Regions from separate parts of the Homo sapiens genome. Here region 2 is linked to region 1. Evidence: read pairs that join two places in POLR2A ChIA-PET (ENCODE). Cell type or tissue: OCI-LY7. All regions are shown on one strand. Each heading gives the region's core, and the rest is flanking DNA. Links, peaks and the distances in the headings are about the cores only. Region 1 holds the start of LOC101928080 (a long non-coding RNA gene). Region 2 overlaps PFKFB3 (6-phosphofructo-2-kinase/fructose-2,6-biphosphatase 3).

Region 1 (17,307 bases), core at 4,076-12,075:
CCCATCTCTAAAAAAAATAAAATTAACTGGGTGCAGTGGCACATGCCTGCTGTGGTCCCGGCTATGCAGGAGGCTGAGGTGGGAGGATCACCTGAGCCCCAGAGGTCGAGGCTGTAGTGAGCTATGATTGCACTGCTGCACGCCAGCCTGGCCAACAGAGTGAAACCCTATCTCAAAAACAGCAACAAAGAACAAAGCAGCCCTCAGGCTGGCTAGCAGTAGCCCCTGTCTGTTCAGGCCGTGAAGCCATCTGCAGCCCCTGAACCCATACTCAAGAACTGAACTGCAAAACCCTATGTTCTCCATCAGGGGTGTCCCGCCCAGGGCCCTGCTTGGATGAGGTCTTGGAGGACCCTCCCAGAGACCAGAGAAGTCAGTGGGAAGGTCTGATACGAGGTGCCAGGCTGGCTCACTGGGGAGCTTGCTGTATCGCCAGGGCAGGGAGACCTCACTGCTCCTTCCAGCGGGATCTTGCGTGTGACTCGTTTTGTCTTCCCATCCTCTGAGTTTCTGAAGGGGGATTGTATTGCAATGGTCTGTTTCCTCTTCCACCATTCCTTACTGCATGTGTTGATGATGGACTACAAGTCTTTGGGCTATAGCTGGTGGGATCATGAGGAGCTCCCTCTGGACCCCAGGCGGACGCCTGCACCTCATCTGGATATGCAGGACTCGGGAAGGTGGATGCCATGGCTCAGGTGGTCTTGAGGGTGGCCCTCCAAGCCTTTGGCGGGGGCAGTGTGTTCTCTAGAAAGAGGTGCACTGGGGCTGACCTGGGAAAAGACCAACCCGATTCACATTCCCAAACCCTTTCTTGTATTTAACTTTTCAGAAACGTTCCATCTGCTCTCTCTCAGCACCACTTTGCAGCTAATCAAGAAGACGCAAGCAGACATCCACTGGGGGTGGGGAGGAGTTCCGAGAGTGCTGAGCCTTCCGGATTAAAGGGACATACGCTGCTGCCCGAATCCCAAATGCAGCGTGATGCCACTACCGCAGCCCAGCTGCAGCCTTGAGGAAGAGGGTGCAGGAGCTACAGAGGCTGTCCTTGACATGATTCAGCCTTCAAAGCAGGATTAACTGCTGCTGCCTCCAGACCTTCCTGTTTTGTGAGAAAAACAAATCCCAATGTGTTTAAGCCTCCATGAGTCAGGTTCTCATTTACATGTAGCCGAAAGCATTTCTGAAGGGTGCAAACACACTCGAAAGATAAGATTCTACCCCATCAGCAAAAACCATTAGGTGAAGTTGATGAACATTTTTCAGTCAACACTGGTTTCATGTTAACAGCTTAGTGATCTTCCCAGGGGGTGAGATTTGGGGTGCACTGAGGAGGCCTCCCTACCTAAAATAATTCCAGCAGTCCTGTTATTGATGCCTGAACTTCTACATGCAGAGCCACACGCAATCTGCGTGGTATGCACACACATGCACACACAGCTGTTAGGAGGGGCCTGAACAACCAGGAGTGTAGACGGCAGCGCAGGAGCTTGGGACAGAAAGCCAGGCTGTGGTTTCATGCATTGCAGATCCTATATCCCAGAAGCCATTTCTTTTTCTTTTTCTTTTTCTCTTTCTTGTTTTGTTTTGTTTTTTGAGACAGAGTCTTGTTCTGTCACCCAGGCTGGAGTGTAATGGCGCGATCTCGGCTCACTGCAACCTTCACCTCCCTGGTTCAAGTGACTCTCCAGCCTCAGCCTCCCGAGTAGCTGGGATTACAGGTGTGTGCCACCATACCTGGCTAATTTTTGTATTTTTAGGAGAGACAGTATTTCGCCATGTTGGCCAGGCTGGTCTCGAACTCCTGACCTCAGACGATCTGCCCGCCTCGGCCCCCCAAAGTGCTGGAACTATAGGCGTGCGCCACCACGCCTGGCCAGCCAAATCTATTTGTAACAGATTTCACTTTCAGAAAATTTCTCCATGTAATCCAAATCTTTCATTTTCTAGTACAGACCTCTTTCCCCTTAGCACTCTGTTCTTGATGACTTAGAAGTGTCGTTTCTCTTCACATCATTTGCACGTCATTCCTTCCTGTCTCCAGCTTCTTCTTCCCAGCCCTCCTCCTCCTCTGCACACAGGAAACCTCATTCTGTGGTGTGAACAGGGGGATTCCCGTCTTCCTGAAGCGACTTAGTCTTGAGCTGCCTGTGCCCTTCCCATCACAGTGAATGTTGCCAGTTGGGGATGACTGGGCAGCCATGGGGAAGGTGAGCAGAGGGCAGAGGAGTCCAAGCCCCTGAGGTGGAGGTGGGAGCAGGGAGAGCTGCAGGCTCAGCTGCTGGGGCAGTAGGAGGAGAGCCAGGACCTGGAGGAGTGTGTGTGTGTGTGTGTGTGTGTGTGTGTGTGTGTGTCTGTGTGATTGTGAGTGTGTGTGTGTGGTGCGGTCAGTGGGGAGCGGGGGAGTCTTTTATCTTTACCACTTGTTTGTCTGATTAACCTACTTTTCTTGGTTTCTAGGGAAAGAGCAAAAAAATTTTTTCTTTCTCTGAGACAGGGAGTAAAGCACGTGGCATCAAGACTGCAGCAGAAGGCCAGGCGCAGTGGCTCACACCTGTAAACCCAGCACTTTGGGAGGCTGAGGGTGGGGGTGGATCACCTGAGGTCAGGAGTTCGAGACCAGCCTGGCCAACATGGGGAAACCTCATCTCTACTAAAAATACCAAATTAGCCAGGTGTGGTGGCACGTGCCTGTAATCCCAGCTACTCGGGAGGCTGAGGCAGAAGAATCACTTGAACCTGGGAGGCGGAGGTTGCAGTGAGCCGAGATCATGCCACTGCACTCCGGCCTGAGCAACGAGTGAAACTCCATCTCAAAAAAAAAAAAAAAAAGAAAGAAAGAAAGAAAAAGAAAAAAAAAAAGACTGCAACAGAAGCGCAGGGCACCCTGGGATGCCTGCAGCCTCTCACCTTCAACCTCTGTGCTGGGATCCATCAATTCCCTTCCCATTTGACTGTCAAATCAGAAGGGTCTTTGCTAATTTCAGCATAAATTGGGAGAAAGCTGACCTCGATTTAGCTGGAATGACAGCAATGACTAATTTGTACACCAGAATTAATAAAGCTAGCTCTTGCCCCACAGGGAGAGAAAGATGATGTGGTTTTCTTGCATCTGCCCTAACTGAGATTGCTTTTTGGCAAGGATAGAGAAATGCTCATTCTCCACACTCCCAGGAGGGGGTCTGCTGACAGCTCCTGGACTGTCACCTGAATTGAGGTGTGACTGGGCCAGGGGTGTCCCAAGCCAACCAGCCAGGCACCTGGACGGGTGGGCTCTTGACCCCCTGAGACCACCATGGTCTTCGAAGGAGAGTCAGCAGGTCTGGAAGCAAGCGTGCTGGGGACCCCTTCCCCGTGGGGGGCCAGGAGCTCCTGTTATAAGAGCTCCAACAGGCCTCCGTATTTTCTGTCCCTTTTACAGGCAAGAATTCAATTCTGGGTCCTGAGCAGGGGTTGTCCCGGTCAATAAGCAACTTCAGTTCCTTGGGACAGGACCCCAGACTTGCTGGTAATGACATCGTTGTTTCTTTACCGGATAAGTCTCTCTTAACCCTGGAAAAGTCTGTTTACACAGAGGAGTGTGAAACCAACTCATACTTTTGATATTTTGGGGTTACGTTTAGGCAATCTTTACATATTTGATATTTTAAGAAGTTGCTGTTTTAAGAGGATGTGGCATATTTTAACTTGTAATTTTAAATGCAATGAATGGACTGGCCTCTTGATTCCAATTCAAAATATGTGATTGGGTAATTGATATAGATTTGTGATTTAAACTCAGATATTCAACGCCAATTTATTAAGATTGTAGGCAGTATGGGAACATTTAAAAAAACCAGAGATTCGCCAGAGTTAGTTGTTAAGCACTTGAGAATGCTTGTGAATAAATTAAAGTATTTAAAAGTATAAAGTATTAATATTATAAATGCAGTTTAAAAATTTTAAGGCAGCAAGTGCGTTGGCTCATGCCTCTAATCCTAGCACTTTGGGAGGCTGAGGCGGGCGGATTGCCTGAGCTCAGGAGTTTGAGACCAGCCCGGGCAACCTGGTGAACCCCTGTCTTCACTAAAATAAAAAAATTAGCCAGGCATGGCGGTGTGCGCCTGCCCATAGTCTCAGCTACTCAGAAGGCTGAGACAGGAAAATCGCTTGGACCCAGGAGTGGAGGTTGCAGTGAGCAGAGATCACGCCACTGCATTCCAGCCTGGGTGACAGAGCAAGACTCTGTCTCCAAAAGAAAAAATTTCAAGGACATTTAAATAAATAAATTTCTGAATGGGAACAGTCATCAAAGTTTTCCTTAACAATGACTGTTCGATGTTTTCTGTATTATAAAATAAAGTTATACATGGATGGAGCTGGAGGCCATTATCCTAAGCGAACCAACACAGGAACAGAAAACCAGATACCGCATGTTCTTGCTTATCAGTGGGAGCTAAACACTGAGGACACAAGGACACAAAGGAGGGAACAACAGATACCGGGGCCTCCTTGAGGGTGGAGGGTGGGAGGAGGGTGAGGACCAAAAAGCTATCTGTCAGCCGGGCGCGGCGGCTCACACCTGCAATCCCAGCACTTTGGGAGGCTAAGGAGGGCAGACCGCTTGAGTTCAGGAGTTTGAGACCAGCCTGGGCAACATGGCGAAACCCCATCTCTACAAAAACTTAACATTAGCCAGATGTGATGCTGCATGCCCTTGGTCCCAGCTATTAGGGAGGCTGAGGTGGGAGGATTGCCTGAGGTAGAGGCTGCAGTGAGCCATGATCATGCCACTGCACTCCAGCCTGGGTGACCGAGCAAGACCCTGCCTCAAATTTAAAAAAAATAATAAAAAAGAAGGCTACCTGTTGGGTACTATGCTTATAATTTAGGTAACAAAATAATCTGTACGCCAAACCCCTGTGACATACAATTTACCCATATAACAGATCTGTACATGTATCCCTGAACCTAAAATAAAAGTTAAAAATAAATAAATGTAGGACTGCAAAAGGCTTATTGCAAAAAAAGTTAAAGTTAAGAATAAATAAATAGGCTGGGTGCAGGCCGGGCGTGGTGGTTCACGCCTATAATCCCAGCACTTTGGGAGGCTGAGGCAGGCAGATCACCTGAGGTCAGGAGTTTGAGACCAGCCTAGCCAACATGGTGAAACCCCGTCTCTACTAAAAATACAAACATTAGCCGGGTGTGGTGGCACATGCCTGTAATCCCAGCTACTCGGGAGGCAGAGGCAGGAGAATCGCTTGAACCTGGTGGAGGTTGCAGTGAGCCAAGATTGCGCCAATTCACTCCAGCCTGAGCTGGAGAAAAATCTATTTTGTTAAGCAGGAGAATCCTATTTTGTTAAGCAGGAGAATCGCTTAAACCTGGGAGGCGGAGGTTGCAGTGAGCTGAGATTGTGCCACTGCTCTCCAGCCTGGGTGACAGAGCGAGACTGTCTCAAAAAAAAAAAAAAAAGGGCATTTGCTCCTCACATTTGGCCACTGATGAACACTGTCTGCATGTTACAGGTGAGGAAACAGGTGGAGGAAGGGAGTGCCCGGAGCAGAGGCCCCGCCCCGCCCCCACGGCCTGGCTCTCCCGCCTGGTTTAGTTTGGCCTCTAAAGCGTCCTCATTACAAGCAAAGTGCAGCCCCACCACAGAGAATCCCGTTTCTCTCTGGGAGTGCTTATGTGATTAATTTGAAGTCACCATGACTCTGATTTCCTCTGCAGAATTCAGCAGCGTATTCCAGGATTCCAGGAGCGCAATGCAGTAGAAAGCAACCACTTGGCCCAGGAGACTGAGACTAATTTCTGGGAAAGAGGCAGCCAGGCTCCTCGGCCTTATGCAGGTCATGAAGACTCAGTACATTGAAATTGAAGGTCCTCAGTTCCCAGCTAAGCGAGCCTCCAAGGACTGTGACGTCCCAACCTTCGGATGAGGATGGAGGCGGGAGGAGACACAGCGCCGGCCAGGAGACCTGGTGTTGGGGCTCTGCCCCTGGTCTGGCTGAGCAATCCGGGCAAGTCACTACCCTGGCCGAGGCCAGCTTTGTCGGCAGAGAAATGGGTGAATGCTGCCTCCGCTTGAATCCAGAGTTTGTCAGGATGCTATGGAAAAAATTATATGAAGGTTCTTTGCAACATTAAAAAAAATAATAAAATAAAATAAACCTGTTGCATATTTGCCAGGGGCTGGGCTTTCTGAGAGTGGACAGGGAACAGCTGAGCGTGCTTGACGGCTCTGGGGTCCTCAGGGCCTCCGTCTCCCCTGTGACACTGTCCTGGGCTCAGCGGGCTGTGGAGGCCCCAAGTGACGCTGTGAACAGCTGGCAAGAGCCTTTCCCGGACTCTACAGCCTCCCTGTGGCCCCTCGTTCCTTATGAAGGAAGGGATGGCTGCCCGACCTGTGGGTCCTGGGCACTGTCCTGCTCCCCTGGTTGTGGAGTTGCCAGGACGGCGGGACAATCAACACAACGCTCTTCTTCTTCTGTCGGGGACATCACCACAGAGAAGAAAAGAGCCTCTCCCTAGAGAGAAATCCTGATGTCTGAAACTTCAGCTGAATGGAGGAGAAAGGATAATTCATCACCTTTCCCCAGAGCCAGGGCAGCACGTAGGAGCTGCGTTTTGAGGGGAGGATGACAGAAAGAGTGCACACAGCACACCAGCTGTGCTAGGGCTGGGCCAGGCCAACCGTGGGCCCTTGGGGAGCCCATGCCCCCCACCAGCAGCCTGCTGCCAGGTTCCTGGGCCCGTGTGTGCGCCTCCTCCCAGGTGTTCAGCTCGGCTCTGACCTAGGAGCTGCCAGGAAGGGCTGTGCAGATGGAATTAAGGTCCCCATGAGTTGACTGTAAGATGGGAGATTGCTGGGGGCCGGAGTCCTTTAAGGCAGAGAGCTTTCTCCTGCAGGACCCAGAAGAAGACATCAGTGTTCAAAGCACGAGAAAGATCCAACCTGCCCTTGCCCCTGCGGAAGGAGGAGCCACGTGGCATGGAACGAGGGTGGCCTCTAGGAGTGACCCCGCTGACAGCCAGCGAGGAAATGGGGACCCTATTCCCACTCCACAGGAACTGAATTGTGCCCACAAGGAGGAGCTGGGAAGTGGAGTTTTCTCCAGAGGTTCCTGATGAGAACTCAGCTAGTCAGCACCTTGATCTCCGCTGGGCGAGGTCTGTGCAGAGCCACAGGCAGGCAGTGTGACTTCTAACCTTCAGAATCGGGAGCTAATGAAGGGGTGGGGCTTAAACCACAAAATTTCTGTGTGTGTGTGTGTGTGTTTTTTTGTTTTTTTAAAAAAAGAACACTACATAGCAATAGAAAGTAAACGAACATCCCCTGCATTAAATTGCACATGTATTGAAGTTCAGTAGATGTAAATTAGCACAGCTGTCTCTTCTTTCCTGAAAGCATTTTTTTTGTTTTGTTTTGTTTTAGAAACACAGTCTCACTCTGTTGCGCAGGCTGGAGTGCAGTGGTGCGATCTCAGCTCACGGCAACCTCCACCTCCCTGGTTCAAATGATTCTCCTGCCTCAGCCTCCTGAGTAGCTGGGACTACAGGCGTGTACCACCATGCCCGGCTAATTTTTGTATTTTTAGTAGAGATGGGGTTCCACCGTGTTAGCCAGGATGGTCTCGATCTCCTGACCTCTGGTGATCTGCCTGCCTTGGCCTCCCAAAGTGCTGGGATTACAGACATGAGCCACCATGCCGGCCCTGAAAGCATTTATTTTGAAACAATTTCAAACTGAAAAACACCTCTATCCTCTTCTCCCACACTGACCAATTGTTCCTCACCAGTTGTCTATGTATTTGCTAAATCATTCTGTGTGTGTGTATCATGTGCGAGTGCGTATTTTTTTTCTGAGCCATCTGAGCCCATTTACCCCTACAAAGAAAGAAATTCATTTATATAAGCACATAAAAAATTCAACCCTGATGAAATGTCTATTCTATAGACCTAATGTGAAGTATGAATATGCCCACTTTACAGACGGACAAACTAAGGTGGAAAAGTTACATGCCTTACCCAAAGCCACACAAATGGTAAGTGGCAAAACCAGGTTCCACCTTGAAATCCTGGGCTCTTTTCCTTGTGTTCTGTCCGTTTCAATTGGGGTCCAGTCGGAACAAGATAAACTACTCTGGGTGTTTCGAAGAGCTGAGATTTAATATAGGAAGCCCTGTAACTGTAGGAAGCCAAAGCTATTCCTTTGGGGGACTCAGAGAGGGGAATGGTGTCACCCAACAGCCCAAGAATGTACTCAGCACCCCAGCTCTCAAAGCTTCAGGAAGGGAGAGACCCCCTCCACCTCCTGCTGAGCAGGAGCCCAGGAGCCGCCCCCTGCACCCCGGGCTGACCTGCCAGAGCCTGAAGTCACCAGCTTCCCGTCACTGCTCAAGCGAAGTGGGGGTCTGAATTCACAGCTTCGCCATCAGCTATTGGGGGACCCGCACGAGTCATTTAGCCTGCGAATGCCTCATTCCTCTGTAAAATGGGGCATCTGGTTTAGATGAGCTGTAAGTTTCATTCCAGTTCTGAAATGACTAATTCTTCCCTCATTGTGTTCTTTGACTTTGAACAACTCATGCCTCTGTTTTGCGCCTCCTCTTTTTCAGTAGCCTCTTTAGATCCGATAGCAGTCCAAGGGGAGGCAAGGGAGCCTGGGGTGGTGGAGGACACCCGCGATGACCAACCCGTGTGCTTGCCACGGCTGGCTTCTGCTCCAAAGGCACCCTCTCCTCTTCTCCACACCCCATCCCCTCTTCTTTCTCTCTTGCTCCTCATCTGAGCTCCTTTCCTAGGTTGGGGAATTCCCCACCTTACAGACTTATTTTAGTTAGTTATTCATAACTAGGTATGTCTTACCATGGAGGCAGCAGTAGCTGCTGAAACCATCAGATACTTCCCCAGCCTTCCCTGCAGCTAAGGGGGTGAGGTTGAGACCTCCACGGGGGGAGCCAGAAGCTCCTGCCCAGCCTCTTAAGGTAACTCAAGAGACAAAGGAGCAGGCTCAAGAGGCGGTGCCCCCATGCGGATCTAGCGTCCTGAGTTTGCCAGAGCCGCCCTCTGATGTGAATTTGGCCAGAGTTCTGGCAGCTTTGGCTAGTTCTCCTGACTTTCTCCCAAACCTGTGAGCTACTCGATACCCTCCAATAAATTCCTCTCTGATTTAATCACCCAGAGTTGGATCCCTAGCTTGCAGCCAAAACTCCTGACTGACACACATGTTATCTCATGCAATGCTCACAGCCACCCTAGGGGCAGGTGTTATTATTGTCTCCATTTTACAGATGAGGAAACTGAGGCACAGTGAGGCCAAGGAGCTTGCATATGAAGTCACGTAGCTGTGAGGGGCGGCAGCCCCCAGATTATGTCACCAATGCAGCCTAAGACGTGGCAGAAAATGCTTCAGGGATGAGGCCAGGTGTGGTGGCTCACACCTGTAATCCCAGCACTTCAGGAGGCCAAGGCAGGCAGATCACTTGAGCCTAGGAGTTCAAGACCAGCTTGGACAACATGGTGAAACCCCGTCTCTACCAAAAATACAAAAAATTAGCTGGGTGTGATGGCACATACCTGTGATCCCAGGTATCTGGGAAGCTGAGATGGGAGGACTGCTTGAGCCCGGGAGGTTGAGGCCGCAGTGAACGGTGATCACGCCACTGCATTCATTCCAGCCTGGGCCACAGTCCTGTCTCAAAAACAAACAAACAAACAAACAAAAAACAAGAAGAAGAAAATGCAGCAGTGACAAGAAACTCCTGGTCACTCAGCACAGGCTTTTCCTGAGGACAGAGATGTGTGGTGAGAGCTTGTGCAGCCCCTCCTGTAGAACGAGAGCTGCTCCATCTCAGCTTCCTCTAGAAAGGTGACGTTTCCTATAGATTTTTGTTTTAAGCTTGGAGCAGAGGACCATACTGTACAAACAGCAAATTAGGAAAATTAAACTTACTGTTTTAGTGGAAGAAAACTGATTTTTCTTTTCCTTTTTTTCGAAACGTGTCTCTCTCTGTTGCCCAGGCTGGAGTGCAATGGCGTGACCATGACTCACTGCAGCCTCAACCTCCCAGGTTCAAGCCATCCTCCCTCCTCAGCCTTCCCAGTGGCTGGGAGTCCAGGCGTGCACTGCCACCACACCCAGCTAATTTTTAAAATTTTCTTGTAGAGATGGAGTCTTGCTATATTGCCCAGGCTGTCTTGAACTCCTGGCCTCAAGTGATCCTCCTGCCTTGGCCTCCCAAAGTGCTGGAATTACAGGCATGAGCCACTGTACCTGGCCAATCTGAGAATGCATCCTCGTGGCTAAATGACTTATTATGACTTTATCCTTCGCTCAGCTTCCCTAAACGTCACATAACCACAGCACAATTATCAAAATGTGAGAATTAATAACTGGCTAATAATCAGTGAATAATAATTAACTTGCATTTCATCAACTGTCCTATGAATAGCCTTTTGGGGGTTCAGGATCAGTCCAGGGTGCGGCTGTTGGTCATCATGTCTCTTCAGTCTCCTTGAATGTGGAACGCTTCCTCCACCCGCTTTGTCTTTCGTGATTTGGACATTTCTGAGACGTCCTGGCTGGGTATTTTGTTGCACATCCCTTATTTTAGGTGTCTCATGTTGCCTTGCGATCAGATTCAGCGTATGCATTTTTGGCAGGAATACCACAGATGTGACTCGGTATCCTTTCCTATGAACCATGTCGGGAAGGACGTGACGTTGATTCCGCCCATTCCTGGTGAGGTCTGCCAGATTTCTCCCCTATAAAGTTACCATTTTCCCCTTTGTAATGGATAATTGTCTGGTGGGGAGATGCTTTGAATCTGTCCATATCCTGTTTCTCATGGTATTTTGCCCACTAATTTTAACACCCACTGATGATTCTTCCCTGAAACAAGTACATTGTGGCATTCACCAAATGGTGATTTTTCTAGTTCCATGATTCCTTCTACATGTATTGGTTGGAATTCTACTGTAAGGAAAAGCTTTCTCTCTTCCCTCATTCATTCATCTATTTATTTAAATCAGTATGGGCTCAAGATTCTTCTTTAATTCCATGGGTCACAATCCATCTACTACCATACTATCTTGTTCTTCAGACTGTCCCAGAAGAGCCCCTTCAGGTCAGCCCTGGTGTCTTTGGGACATGTCCCCATCGTTTTGGGGCACCACAGATGCTCCCAGCTCATGTTGTGCTTTCCCACCCTAACCCTCTAACCCTCTGAGATCTCCTGGTTCCTTTAATTGGAGGATGGTATTTAGAATACCAAGACCTGGGAGGTAGATGCACTCATTTACTTTCTTTTTTTCTTCTAGCTTGCTTGCTTGTTTGTTTGCTTGCTTGCTTTTTTGCTTCTTTTGAGACAGAGTCGTGCTCTGTCACCCAGGCTGGAGGGCAGTGGTACAATCTCGGCTCACTGTAATCTCCGCCTCCTGGGTTCAAGTGATTCTCATGCCTCAGCCTCCTGAGTAGCTGGGATTACAGACGTGTGCCACCATGCCCAGCTAATTTTTGTATTTTTAGAAGAGACAGGGTTTCACCATGTTGGCCAGGCTGGTCTCAAACTCCCGACCTCAGGTGATCCACCTGCCTCGACTTCCCAAAAGGCTGGGATTACAGGCGTGAGCCACCGCGCCCGGCCTCATTTACTTACTTGCAGTGTTCATAGTTCTCTCCGATGCTGTGAATCATGAATCCTTTCACAGTTACATGCATGTGCGTGCACACACACACGAATGGTCTGAGAGCCCATGCCCCAGCAGGTGGGGTTTCTCTTGTCCTGTCCTTCTCAGCTGTGGTGCCCACCCAGGCGCCCCCTCCTCCTCACTCTTCTTGGAGACCAGAGCTTCCTATTCACTACCCTGGGGCGGTTAAAGCAGCCCCTCTCTGCTCCCAGCTAAACAATAATGATGATAATGGCAATGATCATAATGATGATGATAATGGCAATGATCATAATGATGATGATAATGGTAATATAATAATGATGATGATAATGGTAATACTGATGATAATAACAATAGAAGCACCCATTTATTAAGCTCTCCTTGTGCTGCATGGACAAAACACAGGCTCAAAGACCGTTTTTCACACAGCATAGGAAGGGACCCAGCAGGGACTCAGACCCATCCCAGATCCCCCAGCCTTCTGGCAAACTCCAAGGAGATGGGGAGCTTGAGGAGGCGGATCCACACCACACGCGGGCCGTGGCGTGGGGACAGCCCGGTAGTGGGAACGGCTCTGGACACTCACGTCGGGGATGTGGCAGAGGCCTTGGGGTGGGCTCTGGACTCTCACATCGGAGATGTGGCAGAGGCCTCGGGTGGGCGTGCACAGGAAAGGCATTGGCCTCAAGTACTCCGTGGACCTGGCTGGCCCTGCCCGCCGCACTCCTTCACACAGGTTCTTTATTGCCATTGTCCCCGCCCGCATCAAAGGATCCCAGCATGCTTCCCACAGCCTGGAATTCCTTTGCTGGGAATGGGAGACAAAGCCATACTTTCTATCATCAGAGAGGAAAGGCCCAAAATGCAAACATGCAGCCAGAGAGAGGCTGTGGCAGGCAGGAGTTTCTGAGTAGGGAGTGTCAGATCCCCTCCTACTGAGTGCCACTTTCCCTTCTGAGACAGCATGGGAGCCGTCAGCCTACGAACTGGAGAGAACTCCAGGAAGGAGCCCTTTTCTTCCTGCAATGAGGGCAACCGGAAGCTGTGGCCACGGCACCTGCTGTCCCCGGAGCCTGGGCACCGACGTAAGGGAGGAAGGCGGCGCCTCCCTTTTCCCCTGCCCTGGCCACAGGAGCCTCAGGATTGACAGCTCATCTGCGGGTAGGTCTGCCCAGGGAGGGGTCGCTGCATAAGGGGTCTGTAGCCCCTGGGGCCCTGGGGTCCCTACCCTTGGTCACCTGCAGGCATAAGTCGCTCCTTTCCTCTTCAGCTCTGGGGTGTGGTCCAGAAGTAGTGGACTGAACTAAGCAGCACAATGGTCAGCATCACCTGGGACTCCGCCTAGAATGCTAGAAATGCGCATTCTTGCCCCCAATCCCCACAAGACTTACTCAGTTAGAAACTCGGGAAACAATCAGTGTGCCCAGCCCTCCAGGTGGGTGGTTCCGATATCTGTTCAGGTTTGAGAACCTTTGTGCTCAGGACCTCCGGTTACCAAATCATGCCACTTACGGTGACCATTCTCAAAAGATGGCAGAAGGAAGAAGGATGAGGAAGACTTGAGCCTGGCCGGGCAATCCTTGGTTTCCTCATGAACCCTTGCAATCGGGTTACATTTTGAACATCACTGGGACATGCTAAGAACTCCTCTGGAGCACAGCAGTGCTCACATCAATAGTCCAGCAGATTGAGCACGGAGATGTCAGCAGACACACTTGCAAGTTTGGTGAGTAATAATGAAAGTACTCAGTTCCGTGATTCATACTATAGTGTTGACAGGTCTGGGAATATAGTCTTAATTTAAAATTGCTTCGGATCTTTTCTCCAGGTCTGAAAACCAGAGGGACCGTGCCCACGATCCCCGCCGTTTCCCTGACCAGCACGGCTGTGGCGAGTTCGTTGTTCAATCCCGGATGGCTCAGCAAATCCAACCCCCTCCGCCCTGTTCTATCGCCGCATGGATCTGCAGAGGCAGCCGTTCCTGCCGGGTGGATTTGCCTTCCGCGAAGGACAACACAGAACCACTCTGAGTTATTTGACACTGACATCGATCCTAGTTGGCTGACTCTGGTTGGTGGTGAGAGGACAAATGTTCCCAGGGACTATTAAACAACCACAAAAATCTGAGAGGGCGGTTATCTGAACATGGAACAGAAACAAGACAGTAACGAGTTCCAATGTTCTTTTTTTTTTCTACACAGGATTCAAACGAACTCAGAGTAGCGAGATCAGAATACATGAATCTGACCTGTTTTTACTCACAACACCTCTGATACCAAGTGCGTGGGTTTTTTTCACACCGAAAACCAGTTCTCCCAACTCTCCAGACACCAACTGGGTGGCCTACGATTCCGTTCAAACGTGACACTAACTCCACAGGCTCCGAGGCTCAGTCCCTCAGGACTGCCCTGAGTTCAGACGCCAGCCTCCTGACTCCAGCCCAGGGTACCCACACTTCTGTCCAACTTGGCTACAAAGTTGGGGGTTTCCTACATTCCCCCCACCCTCCCTCCCAGTTTCACATTCAGTAATTTGCTAGAACAGCTCACAGAACTCAGGAAGGCACTTTACTGGTACTGGTTTATTATTAATATAAAGCATTGGACTCAGAACAGCCAGATGGAAAAGATGCTTAGGACGAGGTGAGGGGGGTGGAAGGCCAAGGGGCTTCCTCATCCTCTCCAGGCTGCCACCCCTCCCAACACACCTCCATGTGTTCACCAACCCAGAAATTCTCCACATTTTTTTTTTTGAGTCAGCGTCTTGCTCTGTCACCCAGGCTGGAGCGCAGTGGCACGGTCTCGGCTCACTGCAACCTCTGCTTCCTGGGTTCAAGCAATTCTCCTGCCTCAGCCTCCCGAGCAGCTGGGATGACAAGTGTCTGCCACATGTCTGGCTAATTTTTGTACCTTTAGTAGAGACGGGGTTTCACCATGTTGACCAGGCTGGTCTCAAACTCCTGACCTCCAGTGATCCACCCACCTCGGCCTCCCAGTGCTGGGATTACAGGTGTGAGCCACCCTGCCTGGCTCACATTCTGTCATTTGGGGCTCTTTTTTTTTTTTTTTTTGGATTCATTATGTAGGCATGATTGATTAATCACTGGCTGTTGGTGATTAACTTAATCTCCAGCCCCTCTCCCCTCCCCAAAGGTCAGAGGTCTGAGCTGAAAGTTCTGACTAATTCCAGCTCCCAGCCCCCATCCTGGAGCTGCCCAGTCCTCTCACTGACATTCAAAAAACACTCATCCCTCTGGAGATCCCAAGGGTTTTGGAAGCTCTGGACCAGAAAACAGGATCAAAGACCAAATATGCAGCCACGGCCCCATCCACCTCTGAGGGCATGTGCTCTGGCCTTACTATGACGGCGGCGGTGGCGAGTCTGATACAGGCGGGATGATGCACGCTTTATCTGGAACCCTTGGCCTTGGATAAAATTTGTCTTCTGTAGCAGTTACGTCCATGGAGCTAAGTCCAGGTCCACCTGCCATTGCAATTATGGCAGGGAAAAGGACAGAGGGAGCTGACGATTACACCTAACTTTGGATTTGGGGCACCCTTCTGTTCCCCCACTTCCTGCTTCGCTGACACTCACACCCCCAAAGGCGGTGGCGCAGAAGCTGAAATCAGGGCTCAGGACTCCATCTACAGCCAGGCCCACGAGCAGGGTCTGTTCTGAAGGCTCCACCAGCAGCTGTGTCCCAAGCCAACTGGCAAGACACCGTCCCACCCGACAGTGGCTTCCTCCCCGTGGCGTCATCTCCCTTCCAAAGAGGGAGGAATTTGGACTATTACCCACGAACGATAGCAGGCTAAGAAACAAATTATGATTACGAAAGATTAAAGAAAAAAAAAACCACCCACACCTACTGGCTGTACCTTTCCTGCATGATTTTTGCCACCGCATGGGAAGCGGGCCAATTGCTATTTGCCTGGGTGTTTTAAATATCAGGAGATCAGGAGATTTGCTCCTGACATAATTTTTTTTCGAAGTGCAACAGAAAATAGCACTTTTCACAACAATTAACTGTTAACTGGCTCCAAAGAAGGTCTGCTTGTTAGACATTAGGGAGGAATAGAAGGCATCTTCTCAGATGTTGGCCTTTGCGGAGGCAAGGTCAGTGGTGCCGGGAGGTGACTCCCTGCATTTCCGTATGTCCGTTTCTTAAGTCGCACTATTACTTCCCTTGAGTAAGGGACGTAATATTGAGTAATATTTATTGAGCTGTGTGTGAGAGACTGTTTCAGGCTCCGGGAAAACAGCGAACAAAATAAAAACAAATTGGCTGCTTTCATAGACCCCACACACTAATAAGCACATAGGGAGTCGGTCAGGCGGTGACCCGTGCGGTGGAGAGAAGGCAGCCGGCGGGACGTGGAAGGGTCGAGGTTAAACCGAGGTAGTGGGGAGGCCCCCAGTGAAAGACGCGAGTTTCCGGGGTGCTCCCTCTAGCCAGCAGTTAATTGCAATTCTGCCGGGCGCGGTGGCTCACGCCTGTAATCCCAGCACTTTGCGAGGCCGAGGTGGGCAGATCACTTTAAACCAGGAGTTCCCGACCAGCCTGGGCAACATGACAATACCCGTTTCTACAAAAACATTTAGAAAAATTATCTGGGCGTGGTGGCGCACGCCTGTAATCCCAGCTACTTGGGAGGCTGAAGCAGGAGTATGGGTTGAGCCTGGGGAGGTGGAGGCTGCAGTGAGCTATGATCGCACCGCTGCACTCCAGCCTGGGCGACAGAGTGAGATCCTGTCTCAAAACACACACACACACACACACACACCCCCCAAAACAACAAACAAAAAAAAAAAAGAGAAAGAAAAAATTACACAATTTCAGTTTGTTCAATTTGAGTCAGCTGGTGATTCGAGCGTGTCCCCTGTGCCCGTAGGACATAAAAGTAAAAATAAGATGGAATTCCCTCAGGTCTCGTCCTTCGGGAAGGATGGCTCGGAACAGCCCGAAAGAGAAAAGGGAGTTGGTTTCTTCCCGGACCAGTTTTCCCCTGTCCCGTGGAGTCCACAAGACAGGCGGCAGCTTCAAGGCCGGCAAGTTCCGCGTCTGGGGGGCTGCGGGCCGCCCCTGCGGGACCGGGGGGATCTGGGCGGGACAGGGCGGCCCGGCCCACGCCCCGGCTTCCCCCAGCAGCCCGAGGGCGCCCGGAGCTCACGGCTGGCGCCGCCCCGCGCTTCCTGCCTCGCCGCGGATCCTCCTCCGCGCCGTGACGCGCCAGGCTTTGACCAAATATGTCCCTTTCCCCTCCCTCGCCCGCCCCGCCGCCCGCAGGCGCCCCGAGTCGCGGGGCTGCCGCTTGGACGTCGTCCTGTCTGGGTGTCGCGGGCCGGCCCCGCGGGGAGCGCCCCCGGCGCGATGCCCTTCAGGAAAGGTAGGAGTCCCGGTGACGCGGCCCACGCCCCCAGCGCGCGCGGGGACCTGAGCGGCCGCCTGTGGGTACCCGAGCCTTGGGTCCTCGCCAGGCGCGGAAGCACTGTGCACCCGGGCTGCGGCGGTGCCGCCCGGGGCCAAGCGAGACGCGCTCCGCCTTGTCCCCTCCGCCCTGCGCTGCGCCCCGGACCCGCGTGTCCCTCCAGATCCGCACTGTCTCCTCCGGTCCTGCGTGTCCCCTCCGGCCCCACGCGTCCCCCTCC
Region 2 (10,309 bases), core at 120-8,119, 100 kb after region 1:
CCTGAAACTGGGCGTGGAGAGAAGAGCCGTTGCTGTTTGTTTTTTGGGAAGAGCTTTTAAAGAATGCATGTTTTTTTCCTGGTTGGAATTGAGTAGGAACTGAGGCTGTGCTTCAGGTATGGTACAATCAAGTGGGGGATTTTCATGCTGAACCATTCAAGCCCTCCCCGCCCGTTGCACCCACTTTGGCTGGCGTCTGCTGGAGAGGATGTCTCTGTCCGCATTCCCGTGCAGCTCCAGGCTCGCGCAGTTTTCTCTCTCTCCCTGGATGTTGAGTCTCATCAGAATATGTGGGTAGGGGGTGGACGTGCACGGGTGCATGATTGTGCTTAACTTGGTTGTATTTTTCGATTTGACATGGAAGGCCTGTTGCTTTGCTCTTGAGAATAGTTTCTCGTGTCCCCCTCGCAGGCCTCATTCTTTGAACATCGACTCTGAAGTTTGATACAGATAGGGGCTTGATAGCTGTGGTCCCCTCTCCCCTCTGACTACCTAAAATCAATACCTAAATACAGAAGCCTTGGTCTAACACGGGACTTTTAGTTTGCGAAGGGCCTAGATAGGGAGAGAGGTAACATGAATCTGGACAGGGAGGGAGATACTATAGAAAGGAGAACACTGCCTACTTTGCAAGCCAGTGACCTGCCTTTTGAGGGGACATTGGACGGGGGCCGGGGGCGGGGGTTGGGTTTGAGCTACAGTCATGAACTTTTGGCGTCTACTGATTCCTCCAACTCTCCACCCCACAAAATAACGGGGACCAATATTTTTAACTTTGCCTATTTGTTTTTGGGTGAGTTTCCCCCCTCCTTATTCTGTCCTGAGACCACGGGCAAAGCTCTTCATTTTGAGAGAGAAGAAAAACTGTTTGGAACCACACCAATGATATTTTTCTTTGTAATACTTGAAATTTATTTTTTTATTATTTTGATAGCAGATGTGCTATTTATTTATTTAATATGTATAAGGAGCCTAAACAATAGAAAGCTGTAGAGATTGGGTTTCATTGTTAATTGGTTTGGGAGCCTCCTATGTGTGACTTATGACTTCTCTGTGTTCTGTGTATTTGTCTGAATTAATGACCTGGGATATAAAGCTATGCTAGCTTTCAAACAGGAGATGCCTTTCAGAAATTTGTATATTTTGCAGTTGCCAGACCAATAAAATACCTGGTTGAAATACATGGACGAAGTAAACCTCTGGTCTTTTCGTGGGGGAAAGAAGAGTCTTTAATTGATGTTTACGGCAGATGCGCCACGGAGCTGCCAACTCACCACTTCATTATCTTCCTTTCAACAGGATGTTCAAGTACAGAGTGTCTAGTGCCTGCATTTGGGGAGAATGAGCTGTCTCAATTTTTCTTCTAATTGATAGGCTTCATGTTTTATTTTTATTTTTAATTTAATTTTTTTCTTTTTTTTCTTTTTTTTTTTTTGAGACTGTTTCTCACTCTGTCGCCCAGGCTGGAGTGCAGTGGCGCGATCTCAGCTCACTGCAACCTCCTCCTACCAGGTTCAAGCAATTCTCGTGCCTTAGCCTCCCTAGTAGCTGGGATTACAGGTGTGCACCACCATGCCCAGCTAATTTTTGTATTTTTATTAGAGACAGCATTTCACCATGTTGGCCAGGCTGATCTTGAACTCCTGGCCTCAGGTGATCTGCCTGCGTCGGCTTCCCAAAGTGCTGGGATTACAGGCATGAGCCACTGTGCCTGGCCCCACGTCGGTTTTACTCCCTTCATTCTATACCCCTTCCCCGCGCCCTTTTAAACACCAGTTCTTGCCTCATTGGCACTACAGAAGGTATCTTTCATGTTAGGTTCCTTTCACCTGCCCTTCCCCATCTCCTGGCTTCTTCCATGTTTCTGCAGGGAATAAAACTCAAGCTTCTGTGACTTCTTTGCCGCTCATTGGCTGCCAGAGGTTGAGCCGGTTATTTCACTTCCAGCCTCAGCGTCTGCATCTCTGCAGATGGGGCAGGGTTCAGGGTGGAGCGTGGCAAACACCATGCGTGGAGGAAGCCCTGGAGTGGTTCCTTCTGCAGCTGGTATGCGTGACCAGCGTCTTGCTTGGTCTGATTTTTTTTCCGGAGCCCCCCACTGCTGCGCTCCAGAAATAGCCTTGACTCCCCAGTGAGTCTTCATCCCTTAGGCGCCTGCCGCCCACGCTGTGAAGAGAACAGGCGGCAGAGACTTGGCACCTCTGTTGCGAGATGACTCCCAGGGTTGCGATCTGGCTGCAGCGTGACGGGGCAGAGCGTTCTGGGGAACCTGAGGCCACCTCCTCAAGCTCTGAGCCACGTTTGATGGCGTGAGATGTGTCAGGTGCAGGGATGGAGCAGTGGCGTTGACGGAAATCTGGCCTAGCCTTTCAGGCTGACTACCCAGAAAATTAAAAGACTGCTCCCAAAGAGGATGTCTGTGTATCGTAAGGTCCTGGGCCGGCCGGGCTGTGGGGATCCACAGGGGCTCTGACCTTTTGGGCCAGCTCTGAGATTCATCTGAGAGATGGGCTAGGTCCACAGTCACTGACTAAATACGGAAGATTCAGTAACCGGGTGGATGCTGTCGGGGAGAGGAGGGCTGGGGCCGGAGAGGGGTGGACGTTGTACACACCAGTCGTTTCCATTCGCTGCCTGGGCTCGGTTCCTTCCACTTCTCACTCCCTTAGCTCCGGCCACACTGGCCTCCTGCAGGTCTTCGAACTTGCCAACGTGCACCCACCGCAGGGCCTTCGAGAGTGCCGCTCCCTCCCCTGGGAGGTCTCCCCAGCTATCCGGGGTTCTCCCCGACACTTCCTCCCCATCCCCATTCAGTTATCAAAGCCTATGCCAAAAAGGCCTCCCGTCTCCCGAGTCCCTGCACACCTTTCGCAGTGTGTGTTGAATGCCTTGCCCTCTGTCTCCTGAACCTGGGCCTAAGATCCCGGAGAGCAGGGCAGCTCCCTGTGCCCCGTCATCGTCCATACGGACCTGGCCCGCAGTGGGCTCTGTCACTAAATGGATAACCAGTGCTGGGGAGAAGACCCAGATGATGTGCTGGTGAAGAGTGAGGCGTTCATTCAGCTTGCAGAAGGAGGCTTAGGAAGGCTTTATAGAAGAAAGGAAATGTGAGCAAAGATGTCGTTGAAAGTAACTTTTTTTGAATTAAAAATATTGTATTAACAAAAATTCAAAGCCTTCTGTGAGTTTTCAAAATCTGAATTTCACAATACTTGTGAGTTCTAAAGTTTGTTTTTTGAGACAGGGTTTTGCTCTGTCTCCCAGGCTGGAGTGCAGAGGTGTGACAGCTCACTGCAACCTCCGTCTCCAGGGCTCAAGTCATCCTCCCACCTCTGCCTCCCGAGTAGCTGGGACTACAGGCATGTGCCACCACGCCCAACTAATTTTTGTATTTTTTGTCGAGATGAGGTTTCGCCATGTTGCCCAGGCTGGTCTTGAACTCCTGAGCTCAAGTGAACTGCCTGCCTTAACCTCCCAAAGTGCTGGGATTACAGACGTGTGCCACCACGCCCAGCTAAAGACTGTTTTATAAACTTCATTTTAAGCTCATATTTTGCAAGACAACATAAGTGGGTTTGGATTCAGTTGTTCTCGGTGTGTGAGCCGGTCTTTCCAGTCAATTCATTGATGGTCTAGACAATTTGTGAAGGCGCTGGTTTCAACCTACAGTTTCTGACATACTCCTAAGACCAGGTGAAAAGAAAACCCCCATAAAGACACCCGAATCGCCTCAAAATATGACACTTCAGCCCTTGGGACTAAAGAGGACCCCTGGCGCAGTCCCTGAGAAATGTCTTTGGAGAAATTTTTATTTATTTATTTATTATTTTTTTGAGACAGAGTTTGGCTCTGTTGCCCAGGCTGGAGTGCAGTGGTACAATCTCAGCTCGCTGCAACCTCCACCTCCCAGGTTCAAGTGATCCTCCTGCCTCAGCCTCCTGAGTAGCTGGGATTACAGGTGCATGCCACTAAGCCCGGCTAAGTTTTATATTTTTAGTAGAGACAGCATTTTGCCATGTTTGTCAGGCTGGTCTTGAACTCCTGAACTCGGGTGATCTACCTGCCTTGGCCTCCCAAAGTGCCGGGATTACAGGTGTGAGCCACTGAGCCTGGCTGAGGTGCCATCTCAAAAAAAAAAAAAAAAAAAAAAAAAGATGTGAAGGAATGCCATAGTTCTCAGACTTATTGGGAGAACTAAATCTTTTTTTTTTTTTAACTTTTATTTTAAGTTCAGAGGTACATGTGCAGGATGTATAGACTTGTTAAATAGGTAAACTTGTGTCATGGGGGTTGGTTGTACAGATTATCTCATCACCCAGGCAGTAAGCTAGTACCCATTAGTTATTTTTCCTGATCCTCTCCCTCCTCCCACCCACCACCCTCTGATAGGCCCCAGTGTGTGGTGTTCCCCTCTATGTGTCCATGTGTTCTCATTATTTAGCTCCCACTTAAATGTAAGAACATGTGGTATCTGGTTTTCTGTTCCTGCATTAGTTTGCTGAGGATAATGGCCTCCAGCTCCTTCTATGTCCCTGCAAAGGATAGGATCTCATTCCTTTTCATGGCTGTATAGTATTCCATGGTGTGTATGTACCACATTTTCTTTATCCAGTCTATCATTGATGGGCATTTGGGTTGATTCCATGTCTTTGCTATTGTGAGTAGTGCTGCAATGAACATACGCGTGCATGTGTCTTCATGGCGGAACAACTTGTATTCCTTTGGGTATATAGCCAGTAATGGGATTGCTGGGTCGGATGGTATTTCTGACTTTAGGGGTTGAGAATTGCCCCACTGGGGAAGATGAAATATGAATGAAACACGCCTGACAGTTCCTGGCACAGAGAGAGCACCGCTGTGGTAGTTATTCATCTGAGCATGCATGCCCGGCGTTTCAAATGCAAGGTAGATGCTATTATCCCCACCTTTCAGATATGGAACTGTAGTCAGGAGAGCTTAAGGACGCTGCTTGATTTTGCTCAGCCATAACTGAGATAAACCAGGTCTGTTAGACTCGCAGATGAGTCACATCACAGCCTAAGGGCTCCACAGACTGCCAGGATGCTCCTGCATGAGTCAGCAGATCACAGGAAAGGGAGTTGAGTCGCATATTAATTAGCAAGCAGGGTTTCCTGTCCCTGGGGCTGTGGAGAGGTTTGTCAGTGTCCAGACGAACAACAGATTTTCTGGAGTGGGTCATAACTCAAGATGCTCACATAACGTTGGGGACCAGATGTCCATTCTGTAAGGCTATGTGTTTTTCCCTCCCTACCTCTTCCAGACAGCATCTTTGGGGATTTCCTATTCCTGGAGAACATGAAGACTTTCTAATATTTTTTTTTGAGAGAGGGTCTTGCTCTGTTGCCCAGGCTGGAGTGCAGTGGCATGATGTCGATTCACTGCAGCCTTGAACTCCCGGGCTCAAGCCATTCTCCCACCTCAGCCTCCCGAGTAGCTGAGACTTCAGGTGTGCGCCACCACGCCTGGCTAATGTTTGTATTTTTAGTAGAGATGGGGTTTCACCATGTTGGCCAGGCTGATCTCGAACTCCTGGACTCAAGCGATCTGCCCCACTGGGCCTCCCAAAGTGGTGGGATTATAGGCATGAGCCACCGTGCCTGACAATGAAGAATTTCTGAGGGGTACATTTGCATAGATAATTTTAAGGGAATGTTTTCGGATCCCCAACTTCCACATTCACCCTTTTCTAAAACAGACTGAGAAGTTTGCTTACATTCACAATAGTCTTTTACTGCTTTGCAAACAATAGGCCAAGCTCCTATTTATCTCATGCTCAGTGCTAGGATGCAGGACGTTTGCAAGTTAGCATTCCTAGATTTCTTACATGTACAAGAAAGGGCTTAGACTAGATGGTTTTTGGAAAACTTTTTATTTTGAAATAATTTATTTTATGTAAGTAGGTATGTATTTTTGAGATGGAGTCTCGCTTTGTCCCCCAGGCTGGACTGCGGTGGCACTATCTCGGCTCACTGGAAACTCCGCCTCCTGGGTTCAAGCGATTCTTGTGTCTCAGCCTCCCTAGTAGGTGGGATTACAGGTGCCCGCCTCCACGCCCAGATAATTTTCGCATTTTTAGTAGAGATGGGGTTTCACTGTGTTGGCCAGGCTGATCTCGAACTCCAACCTCAGGTGATCCGCCCGCCTCAGCCTCACAATGTGCTGGGATTACAGACGTGAGCCGCCGCGCCTGGCCTGAAATAATTTTAGATTTACAGAAGAGTTGCAAAGACAGTACAGAGAGTTCCTGTCTATGTTTCACCCAGCTGCCCGTAATATAAACATCTTACAACAACATGGTACCCTTGTCAAAACTATGAGTTAACATGATTAGTACAGTACTAGTAACAAAACTACAGACTTCATTCAGGTCTCACCAGTTTTTCCACTAATGCCGTTTTTCTGTTTCAGCATCCAGAGTCCAGGGTGTCACCTTATCTCCTTAGACTCCTTCAATCTGTGACAATTTCTCACTCTTTCCTTTTTATTTTTATTACCTTGATGCTTTTGCAGAGTACTAGTCAGGTATGTTGTAGAATGTTCTTTTTTTTTTTTGAGACAGATTCTCACTCTGTTGCCCATGCTGGAGTGCAATGGCATGATCTCAGCTCACTGCAACCTCCATCTCCCAGGTTCAAGTGATTCTCCTGCCTCAGCCTCCCAAGTAGCTGGGATTACAGGTGCACACCACCATGCCTGGTTAATTTTTTTGTATTTTTAGTAGAGACGGGGTTTCTCCATGTTGGCCAGGCTGGTCTCGAACTCCTGACCTCGTGATCCACCCACCTTGGCCTCCCAAAGTGCTGGGATTACAGCTGTGAGCCACCGCGCCTGGCCATAGAATGTTCTTTAGTTTGGGTTTGTCTCATGTTTTCTCATGATGGGACTGAGTCTGGTTAGGGATTTTGGGAAGAATCCCACCGAGGTGAAGCGCCCTTCTCATGACATCCTCTCTGAGGGGACACGGCCACACAGGACTTCCTTCTGGGGATGTTAACTTTGATCTTTGGTGAAGGTGGTGTCTAACCACTCTTACCAGGCTGGTATTTTTCCCCTTCAACTTTCAATTTTTTAGGAAGGAGTCACTTAGTCCAGCTCCCTTTCAAGGGGAGGGCAATGAGCTCCACCTCCGGAAGGGAGCAGTATCAAAGAATCTGTGGCCATGTGTTAAAACCATCACCAGGCCAGGTCGCATGGCTCATGCCTGTAATCTCAGTGCTTTGGGAGGCCAAGGTGGGAGGATCGCTTAAGCCCAGGAGTCCGATACCAGCCTGAGCAACATAGTGAGACCCCATCTCAACATACAAAAACTACCAGTGAAGGAGATACTTTGAGGGTATGTAAATATCCTGTTTCTCCTTAATGTTTCACTTTCTAATTTTAGCATCCATTAGTGTATTTTCCTTGCAGCAGATATTATTTGTATTGTGGTGTTCTAATGGTGGTTTTCTTTTTTTTAATTTTTTTTTGCTTTCTTTTCTTTTTTTTTTTTTAAGAGATGGGGATCTTACTCTGTCACCCAGGCTGGAGTGCAGTTGCACAATTATAGCTGACTGCAGCCTCTAACACCTGGGCTCAAGCAGTCCTCCCACCTCAGCCCCCCGAGTAGCTGGGATTACAGGTGTGAACCACCATGTCCTGCTTAATTTTTAAATTTTTTGTGGAGTTGGGTGTCACTATTTTGCCCAGGCTGGTCTTTAACTGGCCTCAAGTGATTCTTCCCGCCTCAGCCTCTCAAAGTGCAGGGATTATAGGCTTATGCTACCTTGCCAGGCCCTTATTCGTGAGTTTCAATTTTCCTTATTCCTTTTACACTTATTTGTAATTCTTTCATAAGGAAAATCTGTTCCGTCTCCCCATTTATTTACTTATTCAGTCATTTATTTATACTACTGTGGACTCATGATCATTCCTTTGTAGATGAATTCTTAAGTCTCTGAACTAAGTCTCTGCAAGCTCTGATTTCCATGAACTCCTTGCCTCCCACTCTCCAGAATATTTAACACTTTATATTCCTGCCCAGGACGGGCCTGGCCAGGGTACACCATCACCCCTATGTACAGAAGCAGGTACCTCGTTTTCCAGCCTGATGGCAGCCCAGCCACATCCTCACTTCGTTTTCCTCATGCGCCTTAACTATTATGCATGGTCTCTAATGTGTGCAGGCGAACCTGTGGGATGAAACTGTTCCCACCGTAGTGCCCTGAAGCAGTGTTCTGTAAACATTTTTTTTTTTTTGAGACGGAGTCTCGCTCTGTTGCCCAGGCTGGAGTGCAATGGTGTGGTCTCAGCTCACTGCAACCTCCACCTCCTGAGTTCAAGCGACTCTCCTGCCTCTGCCTCTCAGGTAGCTAGAATTACAGGTGCACACTACCACACCCAGCTAATTTTTGTATTTTTCATAGAGACAGGGTTTCGCCATATTGGCCAGGCTGGTTTCGAACTCTTGACCTGAGGTGATCCGCCCACCTCGGCCTCTCAAAGTGTTGGGATTACAGGCGTGAGCCACTGCGCCCGGCCTAAACATTTTATTTCTATAATTTACTTTATAGCAGATTCAGTTACTGACCAGCCCAAAGGGGCTTGTCTTAGTTTTTCCAGTGAGGCTTTTATAATATGACTTGGGGGAGGCTGTCTGTATCAGCAAGTATCTGCTGAATGCCTGTTATATGCAAGCCACTGTTCTAAGTATTAGGGATAAAAAAATACTGGAAGACTCGGCAACACCCTACCAGAGCTAACGTCTAATTGATTCTCTAGGAATGCTCAGGTCCTTCAAGTTCCAAGACAACCAAGAGATCTGTGAAGAAAGCCAGTGCTCCAGAGCGCGTTTCATTAGAGAAAAAAAGAGAGATCCCTTTAACAACCATGTTGTAATCCTCGGAACTGCCGCACGTCCCAAGCAGCTGGTCCTGGGACAACATATTGAGAATATTTTGTCAGTTCTGAGATTTGAAGGAAACTCAACCAAGACTATCTTTACTTAGTTATTAAATCCCAGAAGGCATCATGGATGAAGTTAGTCAGGAATGGCAAGCATAGAGAGAGGAGGAAGAAAGAAAAGGAAGCCCACAGTGTTCGCTTTGGAGACACCCTTTCTTCCCCCTGGGAAGGGAACTGGGACACGACCCTGGGCAGGCTCTGGGTGCTGTCACCCTAGTCCCATCAGTGGAGGCAGCCGCTTCCTGCAACGCTCCCCATAGAGGCTGAGACGTTTTCCTTCTGGGGCCTGTTCTCTTTCCCTAATTCAACTTTGCAGAGCTCCTCAAATGGAGTGGGGAAGGTGTGAGAGAAATTATTCTTCTGTCATTTTATAACTGCCAGGCTTTAGGAGTGCAATGTGTCAGCTATTTCTTTCCTTTTCTTTTTTTCTGAGACAGTGTCTTGCTAGGTCGCCCAAGGCTGAAGTGCAGTGGCACGATTATAGCTCATTGCAACCTTCAACTCCTGGGTTCAAGTGATCCTCCCACCTCAGCCTCCCAAATAGCTGGGATTACTTAGTGTGCGCCATCATGCCCAGCTAATGTTTTTATTTTTTGTAGAGATAGGGCCTCACTATGTTGCCCAGGCTGGTCTCGAACTCCTGGGCTCAAGCAATCCTCCCACCTCAACCTCCCGAGTAGCTGAGACTACAGGTACATACTATCACGCCCAGCTAATACTTTTATTTTTTGTAGAAATGGGGCCTCACTATGTTGCCCAGGCTAGTCTTGAAGTCCTGGGCTCAAGCAATCCTTCCACAGCCTCTCCAGTGTTGGGATTACAGGTGTGAGCCACTGCACCTGAAGCTGGTGTCAGCGATTTCTTCCTCATCCCATTGAGGGGAGAGCGTGGCCTTAACTCAGCTGTTTGGATGTCAAATGAAGAGCAGACATCAACTCGCTTGTTAGGGCTGAGAATGTACCACACACACAGGGAAACACGAAGTGAAGGCCACGTAGTGAAGACCAAACTTCCTGTTTCCCAGGCAGCTTAACCACCACAGGCTGCAGGAATATTAGTGAAGCCCATGGGGAAGGGAATTTCTGGAGGGACCATGGTCTTTCTGGACCAACTTGGCTGCTCATTCTTTTTGAGGAAAACACTAACCGTATTCCAATTCGGGGCAGGCCTGAGAATTTGGGCGCAGCATCCAGAAAAGCTGTATTTAGCAGGTGCTCTGGGGCAGGTCCTCCTACAAAGCACACCTTAGCCCAGTTGAGAATCTGGGCTAAGATTCTGTCGCTATTCTCTTACACGGTAATAAATTAGTTCTTTTGCAAGCAGATTAGACCGAGACAAGTAATTCTTG

Evidence for each region. Peaks named below come from ENCODE experiments on the same cell type or tissue, not always from the same donor. Only the 100,000 strongest peaks of a DNase experiment are listed, where the experiment ranks them.
Region 2: POLR2A ChIA-PET joins it to region 1 with 5 read pairs; 4 of 35 experiments call an interaction of 5 or more read pairs at or near these places.

The regions. Positions count from the first base shown.
Region 1 is chr10:6,127,969-6,145,275 of GRCh38, forward strand. It overlaps LOC101928080 (a long non-coding RNA gene), which reads right to left and starts at 13,663. Exons shown (of 3, transcript XR_930619.3): 1 at 13,050-13,663. It overlaps LOC124902369 (a long non-coding RNA gene), which reads left to right and starts at 12,700. Exons shown (of 3, transcript XR_007062043.1): 1 at 12,700-12,819; 2 at 13,189-13,384; 3 at 13,487-15,513. It also overlaps a transcript of PFKFB3 not described here. RefSeq lists enhancers at 1,960-2,009, 2,060-2,139, 6,166-6,714, 6,715-7,262, 8,605-8,904 and 3 more, a silencer at 16,665-17,214 and cis regulatory regions at 16,679-17,179, 16,735-17,235. In OCI-LY7, for the core only: no CTCF peak of the experiment used is centred there; a DNase peak (open chromatin) is centred at 7,283.
Region 2 is chr10:6,234,350-6,244,658 of GRCh38, forward strand. PFKFB3 (6-phosphofructo-2-kinase/fructose-2,6-biphosphatase 3) reads left to right here. Exons shown (of 15, transcript NM_004566.4): 15 at 1-1,183. Among named protein-coding and RNA genes, the nearest start is that of PFKFB3, 37 kb to the left of the region's middle. In OCI-LY7, for the core only: no CTCF peak of the experiment used is centred there; no DNase peak of the experiment used is centred there.